Regions from separate parts of the Homo sapiens genome. Here all the other regions are linked to region 1. The links are chromatin contacts, found by Hi-C or POLR2A ChIA-PET in ENCODE. All regions are on one chromosome and are shown on one strand. Each heading gives the region's core, a stretch centred on a gene start or an enhancer-like site at or near the end of the contact. The rest is flanking DNA. Distances are from core to core; before and after follow the strand shown. Region 1 has its middle 59 kb from the start of MYL10. Region 2 overlaps CUX1 (cut like homeobox 1). Region 3 overlaps CUX1 (cut like homeobox 1).

Region 1 (3,842 bases), core at 472-2,971:
AGCGGCACTTTGCCCTACCACTTAAGTACATGCATGCACTCATGCATGCGTGTGTGTGTGTGTGTTTTAAATTCATTGCTTTTGGTCTTCCTTTTATTTTCTTTCTCTTTTTAGAGACAGGGCCTTGCTTTGTCACCCAGGCTGGAGTGCAGTGGCACAATCACGGTTCATTGCAGCCTCCACCTCTTGGGCTCAAGCAATTCTCCTGCCTCGGCCTCCTGAGTAGCTGGGACAACAGGCACACGTCCCCATGCTGGGCTAATTTTTACATTTTTAGTAGCGATGAGGTCTCACTATGTTGCCCAGGCTGGTCTCAAACTCCTGGGCTCAAGCGATCTGCACCCCCTTGACTTTCCAAAGTGCTGGGATTACAGGCACAAAACACCGCACCCAGCCTTCTTTTCTTTTATGAATATAGTGACAGATCTTGGTTGGTGTCTAGTCTCTTCTGGTTTGCTGTGTGACTCTGCACTAGTCACTTGGCCTCTCCGGGCCATAGTTTTATCATCTGCCCTAAATGCCCTTTGAAAAGTTTCTTTGTAAATGGGGTGTTTGGGGCGTGCTACAGGCTGCCGATGGACCAGCATCGTGGTGGTGGTGGGCTCTCAGCTCTTCCTTCACCTGGCTGAGTTCACTATTGTGTCTGAGCCCGGGACCATGGGAGGCTCTGATGCCAGTTTCCTGAGGCTGGGACCCAACCGAAGCCTCCACTTAGGGATCAATCAGGGAGGGCTTCCTGTAGGAGTTGATGCCAGAGTGGGCCCTGGTGAGGCTGGGGAAACACCTTTCCCGGCAGGACGATCAGCCATTGCAAAGACCAGAAGGCAGCTGTAGGACAGTGGGAGTCTCAGAGGGACAGAGGTAGGGCATAGAGTCAGGGACGTCTGAGCGTGGCCCAGTCACTCTGCCTCAGGGTTTAGTTTTGGGCTGGGAAGGAGCTGGAAGGGCTCATTGTGGTCAGAGTTGGGGCACCCCAGGGCATGGCAAGGGCATCTGCCAGACCTGGGTTCCAACCCTGCCTTGGCCATCCACCCCCATGTGACCTTGGGCTTTGAGCCCATCTTCCTCGTTGGTAAAACGTCTAATAGACATGTTGGGAGGAGTAAATTAAAGCAGCTCCTTGCTCCTGGTACAGTTGGGGTCTGCCCCTTGCCCCCTTGGTTTTGGGGTAGTGGCACCCTTGAGCCTTCTCACTCTCACACGGGGCCCTAAAAACCACTACCCCCAAACTGAGGGAGAAAACGCCTAGGCGAGGAACTATCCTGGAAGGATGTGAAGAGGAACTATCCTGGAAGGATGTAAGTGAGGGTGCACCCTCACTTAGGGAGCACCGCCTGGGCCAGGCCTTCTGCCTGGCACTCAGCATGCCACCCTCCCTTACTCCGTGGACTGGGATTCTCCTGGGTGGCCCCTCCCTCCCCACGGTTGATTCCTATTCGTCCACTTTGTCCTGCGTCCCAGAGGCATGGACAGGCCGTGCACTCCAGGTCTCCTGCTGAGGGACCGGAGAGGCCCCTGGGACCACGGGAGCTGCCGAGGGCTAAGGATGCCAGGGGTGGGGAGGGAGGGTGGTGGAAGGGTTCCCGGGTGCGTGTTTGAGCTTTGGGGCGAGGCTGGGGCCCGGGGAGTGAGGACCTGGGGAGTGGAGACCCGGTTGGTGGCAGCGCGGCCCCTCCGGTCTATCCCGATCCTCGTTAGCGCGGCGCCACCTAGCGGCGCCCGGGGGAAGCGGCGGCTCGACCTCGTCCAGAGCGCCTCGTGGGGTCCGGAGTTCCCCGTGCTTCTGCTGCGCCCTCGGGGAGCGAACGACGGGCAGGGGGGACAGGAAGGGGCCGCCCTGGCCTCGGCCAGAGGAGCAGGAGGCGAGGGCAAGGCTGTAACTCCTGACACCTAAGGGCCTGGATGCCCGGGGGAAGAGGCGGGAGGAACGAAGTCAGGGCTGACTCAGCCCTGACCTTGGACCTGACCTTGACCCCAGGCCCTGTAGTTTGCTTCCTTAACCCCAGTTTCCATGAACAGAAGCCTCCACTTAGTCCCATCAGGGAGGTCAAGGGGGAGGCAAGAGAGGAGGGATGTCCAGCCTGGGCAGGGAAGAAGGTCAGCCCTGGGAGTGCAGCAGGGGGGTGGCGGGGGCTGGGTAGGGTGGGCTCAGGGTGCACTGGGAGGGACAGGGGACAGGAGGCACAGGCTGTGGGTCGCAGGCCCAGGATGGGCTGCGGGGTGGGACCTGTGGCAGAGGATCCCAGAAGGCAGTGAGGCCAGGGCTGCAGGGTCTCCTGTCCACCCAATAGGACCCCACCCTGGTTCCTTACAAGTAGGAGGTCCCCAAGCCATTGCCCATATCCTGACCCCCTGTCCTGCAAGCCACAGCCTCTTCCTCCCTCCCCTGTCACTGAAGGACCAACCAGGAATACAGTGTTTAAGTCAAGCAGAATGGACACATCTTTAGGGAGCCCAACGGTGGGGTGCCAGGGTCTGAATGGCGCTGTGTGTAGGGGGGTTATATGCTCGGCTCCCAAGCCTGGGGCAGGTCATTCTGGCTCTGCCCAGATTCCACGCTGACTTTGGGCAGACCAGCATCTTCCCCAGCAAAAGGCCCTGTGGCATGGGGAAATTCCTGCGCATGAAGCTGGAGATGCACGGTCTATGGGTGAGTGGACCCCAGTACTACGGTGGAACCCCCAATACTGCAGGGGCACCTCAGTGCAAGGCAAGGCCGTGCACACCTGTCGTAGGACACTGAGAGACATTAGCGTAGTGATGATGCCTATGTGTGTATGTGTGTGGTCTATGTGAGTACAGCTCTGTGTGTTAGTGTATGTGTGTGCATCTGGTGTGTGACTACATGTCTGTGTGTGCGTGTTTGTGTGTGTCTCTGTGTGTTAGTGTGTGTATTCATTTGAATGTGTAAATACATGTCTGTGTGTAAGTGTGACTCTGTGTGAATGTCTGTGTGTGTCTTTGCGTTAGTGTGTATGTGAATGCATGTCTGTGTGTGCCTGTGAGTATGTATCTGTATGTCAGTGAGTGTATATGTGAATGCATGTCTGTGTGTGTACGACTGTAGTGTGTGTGTGTGAATGTGTGTCTGTGTGACTAGGGGGTTGGAGGGTGTGAGTGGAGCTCTGGGCAGAGTGGTCCCTGTGGCTGTACAATTTGGAAAATGCCCTCTATGCCCTGCCCACCTCCCTGGGGCAGGGGGTGCCGTCCTATTTCCCTGGTGAAGCCTGCAAATTCCTCCTGGTGTAGGGGGTCCCCTTCTCTCCTCTACCTCCCCTCCACGTCTTGCCCACAACCCACAGTCCTGCTCTTTGCAGATGCCCTCTTGGGCTGTGTCTGCTGAGGGGGGCTCGGGGCCACCCTACTTCGTGACTTCAGCCTGAGAATCTTTTTATTTATTTATTTTATTATTTTTTTTTCTGAGACTGAGTCTCACTCTGTTGCCCAGGTTGTAGTGCAGTGGCATGATCTCGGCTCACTGCAGCCTCTGCCTCCCGGGTTCAAGCAATTGTCCCGCCTCAGTCTCCCGAGTAGCTGGAATTACAGGCATGCGCCACCATGCCCAGCTAATTTTTGTATTTTTAGTAGAGACGGGGTTTTGCCATGTTGGCCAGGCTGATCTTGAACTCCTGACCTCAGGTGATCCATCTGCCTTGGCCTCCCAAAGTGCTGGGATTACAGGCATGAGCCACTGTGCCTGGCCCAGCCTGAGTCTTGTATAAGGAGATTCAGGTGGAAAACAACGAGGACATAAAGCTATGTGGTGGTGCTTTAAAAATCAAAATGTGGGCCTGGCGCGGTGGCTCATGTCTGTGATCCCAGCACTTTGGGAGGCCGAGGGG
Region 2 (3,842 bases), core at 681-3,180, 450 kb before region 1:
GGCACAAGTTCCTGCTGTTGACATCGTGGGCCGGCAGCCTGCCATCCATTGAGCCCCCTGGCCATGGGACAGTTACAAAGACGCAGGCAACATGGCTCCTGCACTCCGGGGACTTGCCCCAACTGTGCCAGGAATCACGGGTAGACAACAACCTGGCAGGAAATGGGGACCGGTTGTTACTTCTTTACTTTCAGATTTGTTTTTATTATTATTATTATTTTTTAATAGATGGGTCTTGCTCTGTTGCCCAGGCTGGAGTGCAGTGGTTTGACCATGGCTCACTGCAGCCTTGAACTCATGGGCTCAAGAGATCCTCCTGCCTCGGCCTCCCAAGTAGCTGGGACTACAAGTGTGCATCACCTCTCCCGGCTAATTTTTAAATTTTTTGCAGAAACAAGGTCTCACTATGTTGGCCAGGCTGGTCTTGAACTCCTGTCTTCAAGTGATCCTCCTGTCTCGATCCCCTGAATACCTGGGACTACAGGTGTGCACCATTACACATGGCTAATTTATTTTTTGTAGAGACAGGGTCTTGCTCTGTTGCCCAGGCTGGAGTGCAGTGGTACTATCATGGCTCACTGCAGCCTCAAATTCCTGGGCTCAAGTGATCCTCCTGCCTCAGCCTCCCAACTAGCTGGGCTTACAGGTGTGAACTACCACACCTGGCCCTAGTTTCAGACTTTTAAAGGCTGTTTAGGAAGGGATGCTGTTCTGTCATCTATACCCATTGTTTTTAACAGTCTCCTTCATGTTTTAGTGTGAAACTTCGCCAGCAAACCTTCCTACAGGTGGGAGTACTGCTTGCCCAGTTTCTGCATTCTCTCTTTCAGAACCACCTTTCAGGTTCTGTTTGCCATTCCTGGTTTACTTCACCTGTGAGCATCCCGCCTGTACCTCCAACAGACGCTGCCCAAGAATGCGCCAAATCATATTTTGGACAAGACGCGGGCTTCTCTCTCTCATCTGCCTCCTGCGCTGCACAAAAGACACACCACAGGGGAGCAGTGCAGACCTACAGAGGAAGACTGCTAGGATTTCACAAGTGGGGAAACTGAGGTGCAGGGCGGCGCAGTGGTGCATGGGCTCAAGGGCATGGTAGGCAACCTGTCTCTACTAAAAGCCTGGCCTTTACTCCCAAGTACAAGGGTTTCTAATGACTTTCTCCCCTAAGTACTGTGTGGTAGGAAGTGTTAAGGAAAGGTTGGGACCAGGCATGGTGGCTCACGCCTGTAATCCCAGCACTCTGAGAGGCTGAGGCGGGTGGATCACTTGAGGTCAGGAGTTCAAGACCAGCCTGACCAACATGGAGAAACCCCGTCTCTACTAAAAATACAAAAAAAAAAAAAAAAAAAAAAATTAGCTGAGAGTGGTGGTGTGCACCTGTAATCCCAGCTACTCGGGAGGCTAAGGTGGGAGAATTGCTTGAACCCGGGAGGCACAGGTTGAAGTGAGCCAAGATTGTGCCACTGCACTACAGCCTGGGCAACAGAGTGAGAGCCTGTCTCAAAAACCAAAACAAAGCTTTGGTGGCAGAGGCAGAGAAGCTAAAACTAAGAATAAAAAAAATTTCTGATTGCATACTAGTTATCGCTCTCAGCTTCCTCTCCTTCCCCATCCCCAAGCCCAATCCCACTTCCTGGGCCCACCTCCCTGGCTCAGGTCCCAAATCCTGGCATCTTCTGACCAACCCAAGCTCCTTCAACCTTCTTCCACCTGGTTTTTCCCCAGTAAAGTCAATGCTTGGCTCACCTGTGGCTTCAGAGTTCTATAGATTTGTCCACAATTCCCTCCCCGCTTAATTGCCTTGCACTTAAGTTAGCTGGTGGTTTCCTGTACCCCGCAGGGCTGGGAAGTGAAACTGAAGACCCAGGCAGTGGAGGCACGAGAACGTTCATAGGAAAGACAGCATCCTTCCTCTTCCTCTCGCTGGCACCGAAAGTCTGCCTTTCGGCAGGCTAAGTACCTTTTTTAGGGCAACTTGAAAATGAATAATTCAGCGGTTCCTATTCTGCTTGTGAAGTGTTAGACAAACAATTCAGATGGGGCCAGACTTGCTGGCCCCACGAAGACCGTCCGTTCCCTTCACTCTGACATCATTGGATTTGGCCATGAATCTTTAAGAACGCCCTCCATCCTGTCTAATCACTAAAATACCACAAAGGAAGTTCACAATACTTAGACGTAGCGAAAAAAATAGAAAGGTTAATTGCAACAAGAAGTTTTCCCTCCTAGCCAAGCAGTGTATCAGGGTGGCATAGTAATGCTGTTTTTTTTTTTTTTTGAGACGAAGTCTCGCTCCATCCCCCAGGCTGGAGTACAGTGGCATGATCTTGGCTCACCGCAACCTCTGCCTCCTGGGTTCAAGAGATTCTCCTGCCTCAGCCTCCCCAATAGCTGGGATTACAGGCGTGCACCACCACGCTCAGCTAAATTTTTTTTTGTATTTTTAGTAGAGACGGGGTTTCACCATGTTGGCCAGGCTGGTCTTGAACTCCTGACCTCAAGTGATTCTCCCGCCTCGGCCTCCCAAAGTGCTGGGATTACAGGTGTGTGTCACTGCACCCAGCCTCGAACTCTTAACAATAAAAAAAACACATAGAGGCTGGGTGCAGTGGCTCATGCCTGTAATCCTAGCACTTTGGGAGGCTAAGGCAGGTGGATTGCCTGAGTTCAGGAGTTTGAGAATAGCCTGGCAAACATGGTGAAACCCCGTCTCTACTAAAATACAAAAAACTGGCTGGGCATGGTGGTGTGCACCTGTAGTTCCAGCTACTTGGGAGGCTGAGGCAGGAGAATTGCTTGAACCCGGAGGTGGAGGTTGCAGTGAGCCGAGATCGTGCCATTGCACTCCACCCTGGGTGACAGAGCAAGACTCTGTCTCCAAAAACAAACAAACAAACAAACAAACAAAAAAACAAACCCACATAGGTAGAGCATGTCTTAGTCACACCAAGCTATTGAAGAGTTGGGCTTTATTCAAAGCCAAGCCTTAGAAGTCATCTTCCCCACTGAGCTATGCTCCTTTAAATCTCAGACTTCACTTAAGAGCTTTATTGATGCTGTGTCTTGTGTTAAATCCACCTCAAATACTTTGTTGGAAGTAGGGGTAATGAAAGTTTTAAGGTAAAAAGCTAAACAAAAAACAACTTTTCTGGTTTGGTTATAGAATTTGTTTTGGGCTGAGCAGAGTGGCTTAGACCTGTCATTCCAGGACTTTGGGAGGCTCAGGTGGGAGGACTGCTGGAGGATCGCTTGAGGCCAAGAGCTTGAGACCAGCCTGGGCAATGTAACAAGACCCCGTCTCTACAATAAATTAAAAAAAAAAAAATAGCTGGGTGTGCTGGTGTGCCCCTGTAGAACCAGCCACTTAAGGGGGTGAGGCAGGAGGATGGCTTGATCCCAGGAGTTTGAGGCTGCAGTGAGCTATGACTGTGCCATTGCACTATAGCCTGGGTGACAGATCAAGATCCTGTCTTAAAAAAAAAATTCATTTTGGAAAGTGGTTTTAATTTTTAGTAGAGATGAGTTCTTGCTATGTTGCCCAGCCTGTCTCGAATTTCTGTGCTCAGGCAGTACCCCCGGCTTGGCCTCTCAAAGTGCTGGGATTACAGGGGTGGGCCACCATGCCTGGCTGGAAAGGAGTCTTAATGGACAAGCCAAAAGCTGTTTCAGGTGGTAATAATCTCTCCACTTGGAAGATGTATATCCAATAACCAGCCTTACAGCTTAGCTATGCTTTTGATCATCAATGTATCAATACAATGTCATTGTAATTCTGGACAGGAAATTGGATTCAGCCACTTTTCAAATGCCAGGGTAGGGCACTTCCCAGGTTTTAACTT
Region 3 (3,842 bases), core at 762-3,261, 290 kb before region 1:
GTCTCAGCTCTGTCACCCAGGCTGTAGTGCAGTGGCACAATCTCAGCTCACTGTAACCTCTGCCTCCCGGGTTCAAGCGATTTTCCTGCCTCAGCCTCCTGAGTAACTGAGATTACAGGTACATGCCACCACACCCGGCTAGTGTCCCCTCCAAATTTCATGTTGAAATGTGATCCCCAGTGTTGGAGGTGGGGCCTGGTGGGAGGTGTTTGGGCCATGAGGGCAGATTGCTCATGAATGGCTTGGTGCCCACCTCCTGGTAATGAGTGAATTCTTGCTCTGAGTTCTTGTGAGATCTGGTTGTTTAAAAGAGTCTGGGACCTCCCCCTTCTCACTCTCTCTCTCCCCATGTGATATGTCAAGTCCTCTTTGCCTTCCATCATGACTGGAAGCTTCCTGAGGCCTCACCAGCAGCAGATGCTGGCGTCATGCTTCTTGTACAACCTGCAGAACCATGGGCCAAGTAAACCTCTTTTCTTCATAAATTACTCAGCCTCGGGTATTTCTTTATAGCAATGCAAATGAACTAACAGACTCACACATAATTGTTCACTGCAGTCAGTGGCCATGGGCCCAGGGCACCCCAGGGTGGGCACAGAGGAAAAAAACTGAACCACCTCATGCCACCGAGGGAGGAACCACTGGTGGGAGGATGGGAGGGGTGTTAGAGAAGTTTCCTGGGGCTGGAGACCACACCTGGGCTGAGGTTTATGCAAATAGCTGCTTTTGTCTTTCTTTTTCTAAGAGGTTGTCACCCAAAGAATAATTATTTTATGGAGACCAAATATAACAGCATTAAAGAAAGATCTTATATTCAAAACACGTATATGCCCATCCCACATCCCCAGCAGAACTTTTTCTTTTGGTCACACAGCCAATGACATAAACATCTCCGTCCTTCTGAACAGCACTGGTGATTTTACATTTTAGTGGCTGTATAATATTCCTTCCTGTTGAGGTGGGCCGTCAGGAACTGTTGGGTGAATGAATGAATGACTAGTGCTTTCCTTAGGCACAGGACGTGGACACTCACAAAGCGCTTAGACCCACACCTCTGTGGGTGTCCTGACACCACCCAGAAAGGGGATTGATTAAAACTGTCCCTGTTGGGGAAGGAGAACATCACACACCGGGGCTTGTCATGGGGTGGGGGGAGGGGGGAGGGATAGCATTAGGAGATATACCTAATGTAAATGACGAGTTAATGGGTGCAGCACACCAACATGGTACATATATACATATGTAACAAACCTGCACGTTGTGCACATGTATCCTAGAACTTAAAGTATAATAAAAAAAAAAAAGTCCCTGTTGGCTCACACCTGTAATCCCAGCACTTTGAGAGGCCGAGGCAGGCAGATCGTTTCAGGCCAGGAGTTCAAGACCAGCCTAACCAACATGGTGAAACCTCATCTCTGCTAAAAATACAAAAATTAGCCGGGCATGGTGGCCCGCATCTGTAATCCCAGCTACTCAGGAGGCTGAGGCATGAGAATCACCTAAGCCTGGGAGGCAGAGGTTGCAGTAAGCCAAGATCACAACACAGTACTCCAGCCTGGGCGACAGAGCAAGACTCCATCTCAAACAAAAAAGAAAAAAAGAAAAAAAAAAGAAATTTAAAAACTGTCCCTGTTTTGCAGGTGAGGAAATTCAGGAGACCCAGTGACTTGTCCTCCTGTCTCTTGCACTAATTCTAAAGCTGCTGCCCTAGCTCCTGGCCTTCCCTACCAGCTCATAACACCTTGGTGAGAAAAACGAGGCAGCAGGGCACACTCAACTTTTCTCACTTACAGTGGAAGATGTCAGCAGTCACAGCTATGGAGGAAGAGAAAGCTCTCAGGGGAAACTACTTTTTACTGCTATGTTATTGGTCAGGGCTGAGTCATACATTTCAGCCTGCAATGCAGGTAGAGGGAAACTCTAGCAATCAACAGGCAAGAAAATACCTGCCAAGATCGACTTGGACAACCTCATGGGTTTGGTTTTCTTTCTTCCCTTTTCTGCTTGCTTATTTTAGGCCATCTTGGTGAATACAGAAAGCAACAGTTAATTTTCCCTCCCACTTATGTGGCTGAGCGAAACCTCCCTGGTTTTATTAGAGTCAAGACTTGAAACCTGGCCAGGTGCGGTGGCTCACGCCTGTAATCCCAGCACTTTGGGAGGCCAAGGCGGCAGATCACTTGAGGTCAAGAGTTCAAAACCAGCCTGGCCAACATGGTGAAACCCCGTTTCTTCTAAAAATACAAACATTAGCTGGGCGTGGTGGTGCTTGCCTGTAATCCCAGCTACTCAGGAGACGGAGGCAGGAGAATCGCCTGAACCAGGGAGGCGGAGGTTGCAGAGCCGAGATCGCACTGCTGTACTCCAGCCTGGGCGACAGAGCGAGACTCCGTCTCAAAAAAAAAAAAAGACTTTAAACTTCAGAGCCTCTGACATTTGCATTCACGATTCAAACACCACTGGGGAATGCCTGGGATATCATTTTAATAAGCACATTATCTGTAAAAGAGAGTGGCTAAGACTCACATTGCCAGCCTGGGAATGGCTGGCCACTCTCTGTGGCCACCAATTGGCTATTCCACGTAGCCCAGGCCACACTGAGTGCCCTGAACTGAGATTTATCATTCACTCTACAAATAATTTCAGTACCTGCTACATGCCAGCCACTCTTTCATTCACAAAAAAGAAGACATGTTTTTGAATTCAGGCAACTTACATCCTCATGCGGCAAGACAAGTAAGAAACAAACACATACTATGTCAGGAGAGAGGAACTGTGGTAGAAAACGTCCTGCAAGGGAAAGTGAGGCGTGTGTATAGGTTGGGGGAGGAGGGGGCCGGGGACACAGTACTGGCTCAGGATTCACAAAACGGGGGGTATTCATGTCAGGACCTCTCCCTGTTCAGGAGCTATGCCAAAAGAGGCCTCTCCCTAGGTCATCTCCCTAGGCAAGCCTGATGTCCACAAATTCATTTTTCCATTTATTATTTTTGCAATTAATTGCAAAAACCACAATGACTTTTGCACCAAACTAAATATTGCCTGAAATTTCCAAAGACGCAGCATGTGACTCGGTAGCTAAAGGGGGAAAGAGCATCCCTAGAGTTAAGTTCCCAGGACATTGAACTCAAAGGCCAGATTCAGAGAGAGGAGTCAGGAAGCGCAGGTGCTGTGTTCGGGAGAAAGTCCCACGGGGTGTGGGGCACTGTGGCTTCCAGGTACATCCGTGCGGACGGCGGGCTGGTTCTCGGGGCCTTCAGGAGCCCTGTTCTTGGGCCGGGGGTCACAGAGTTAGGAGACGGCTGGCTGGCTGAACAGTTACAAGCTGGCCTAGAGCAGAAGAAGGTGGTTTATGTCACCGCACTCTCCCCTGAGTCAGAAGCGGGAGAGGTGTCTCCAGGGTCTGCCTGAGTGAGAACCAATCTGCCACCTACTTTGGATTGTGTCATTTTTCACTCAAGTGCCAGGTAGAGAACTGGTCAGATTCTTCAAAATGAAGATTTTTATTGTTTTAATTGGAAACAGGGTCTCCCTCTGTCGCCCAGGCTGGACTGCAGTGACACAATCACAGCTGACTGCAGCCTCGACCTCTCGGGTGGAGCAATCCTCCCACCTCAGCTTCCCCAGTAGCTGGGACCACAGGTGCATGCCACCATGCTCAGCTACTTTTTAAACATTTTTTTTGGAGAAACAGGGTCTTGCTATGTTGCCCAGGCTGGTCTCGAACTCCTGGGCTCAAGCAATCCTCCCACTTTGGCCTCCCAAAGTGCTGGGATTCCAGGTGTGAGCCCCCACACCCAGCCTGAAGGTTCTTCTTCTGTAAGATCCTGAGTAGTGGCATC

The links. Hi-C counts contacts between places; a loop is a spot of excess contacts on that map. ChIA-PET counts read pairs that join two places held with the same protein, here RNA polymerase II (POLR2A). Pooled maps may share reads with other maps.
Region 2: a map of tibial artery shows a loop between it and region 1 (2.6-fold over the local background). The contact joins two enhancer-like sites. A Hi-C loop is called at or near these places in 1 of 168 maps with a recorded cell type or tissue (tibial artery) and 2 of 50 pooled maps. POLR2A ChIA-PET finds 5 or more read pairs at or near these places in 1 of 52 experiments (GM12878).
Region 3: a pooled map shows a loop between it and region 1 (5-fold over the local background). The contact joins two enhancer-like sites. A Hi-C loop is called at or near these places in 1 of 168 maps with a recorded cell type or tissue (OCI-LY7), 4 of 37 single-sample maps with no recorded cell type and 9 of 50 pooled maps. POLR2A ChIA-PET finds 5 or more read pairs at or near these places in 2 of 52 experiments (H1 and activated CD4-positive, alpha-beta T cell).

Annotation. Positions count from the first base shown.
Region 1 is chr7:101,686,367-101,690,208 of GRCh38, reverse strand. No RefSeq gene overlaps it. Among named protein-coding and RNA genes, the nearest start is that of MYL10, 59 kb to the right of the region's middle. RefSeq lists a silencer at 1,528-1,657. Within about 2 kb of position 1,721, at least 6 of the 41 ENCODE cell types and tissues checked have a DNase peak (open chromatin) inside an H3K27ac peak, as active enhancers do; they include GM12878 and OCI-LY7, where a contact is called at or near this core.
Region 2 is chr7:102,139,304-102,143,145 of GRCh38, reverse strand. All of the region lies in intron 8 of CUX1 (cut like homeobox 1), which reads right to left. Among named protein-coding and RNA genes, the nearest start is that of SH2B2, 150 kb to the left of the region's middle. Within about 2 kb of position 1,930, at least 5 of the 41 ENCODE cell types and tissues checked have a DNase peak (open chromatin) inside an H3K27ac peak, as active enhancers do; they include GM12878, where a contact is called at or near this core.
Region 3 is chr7:101,980,185-101,984,026 of GRCh38, reverse strand. All of the region lies in intron 2 of CUX1 (cut like homeobox 1), which reads right to left. Among named protein-coding and RNA genes, the nearest start is that of CUX1, 160 kb to the right of the region's middle. RefSeq lists enhancers at 2,006-2,115, 2,146-2,265. Within about 2 kb of position 2,011, at least 7 of the 41 ENCODE cell types and tissues checked have a DNase peak (open chromatin) inside an H3K27ac peak, as active enhancers do; they include OCI-LY7, where a contact is called at or near this core.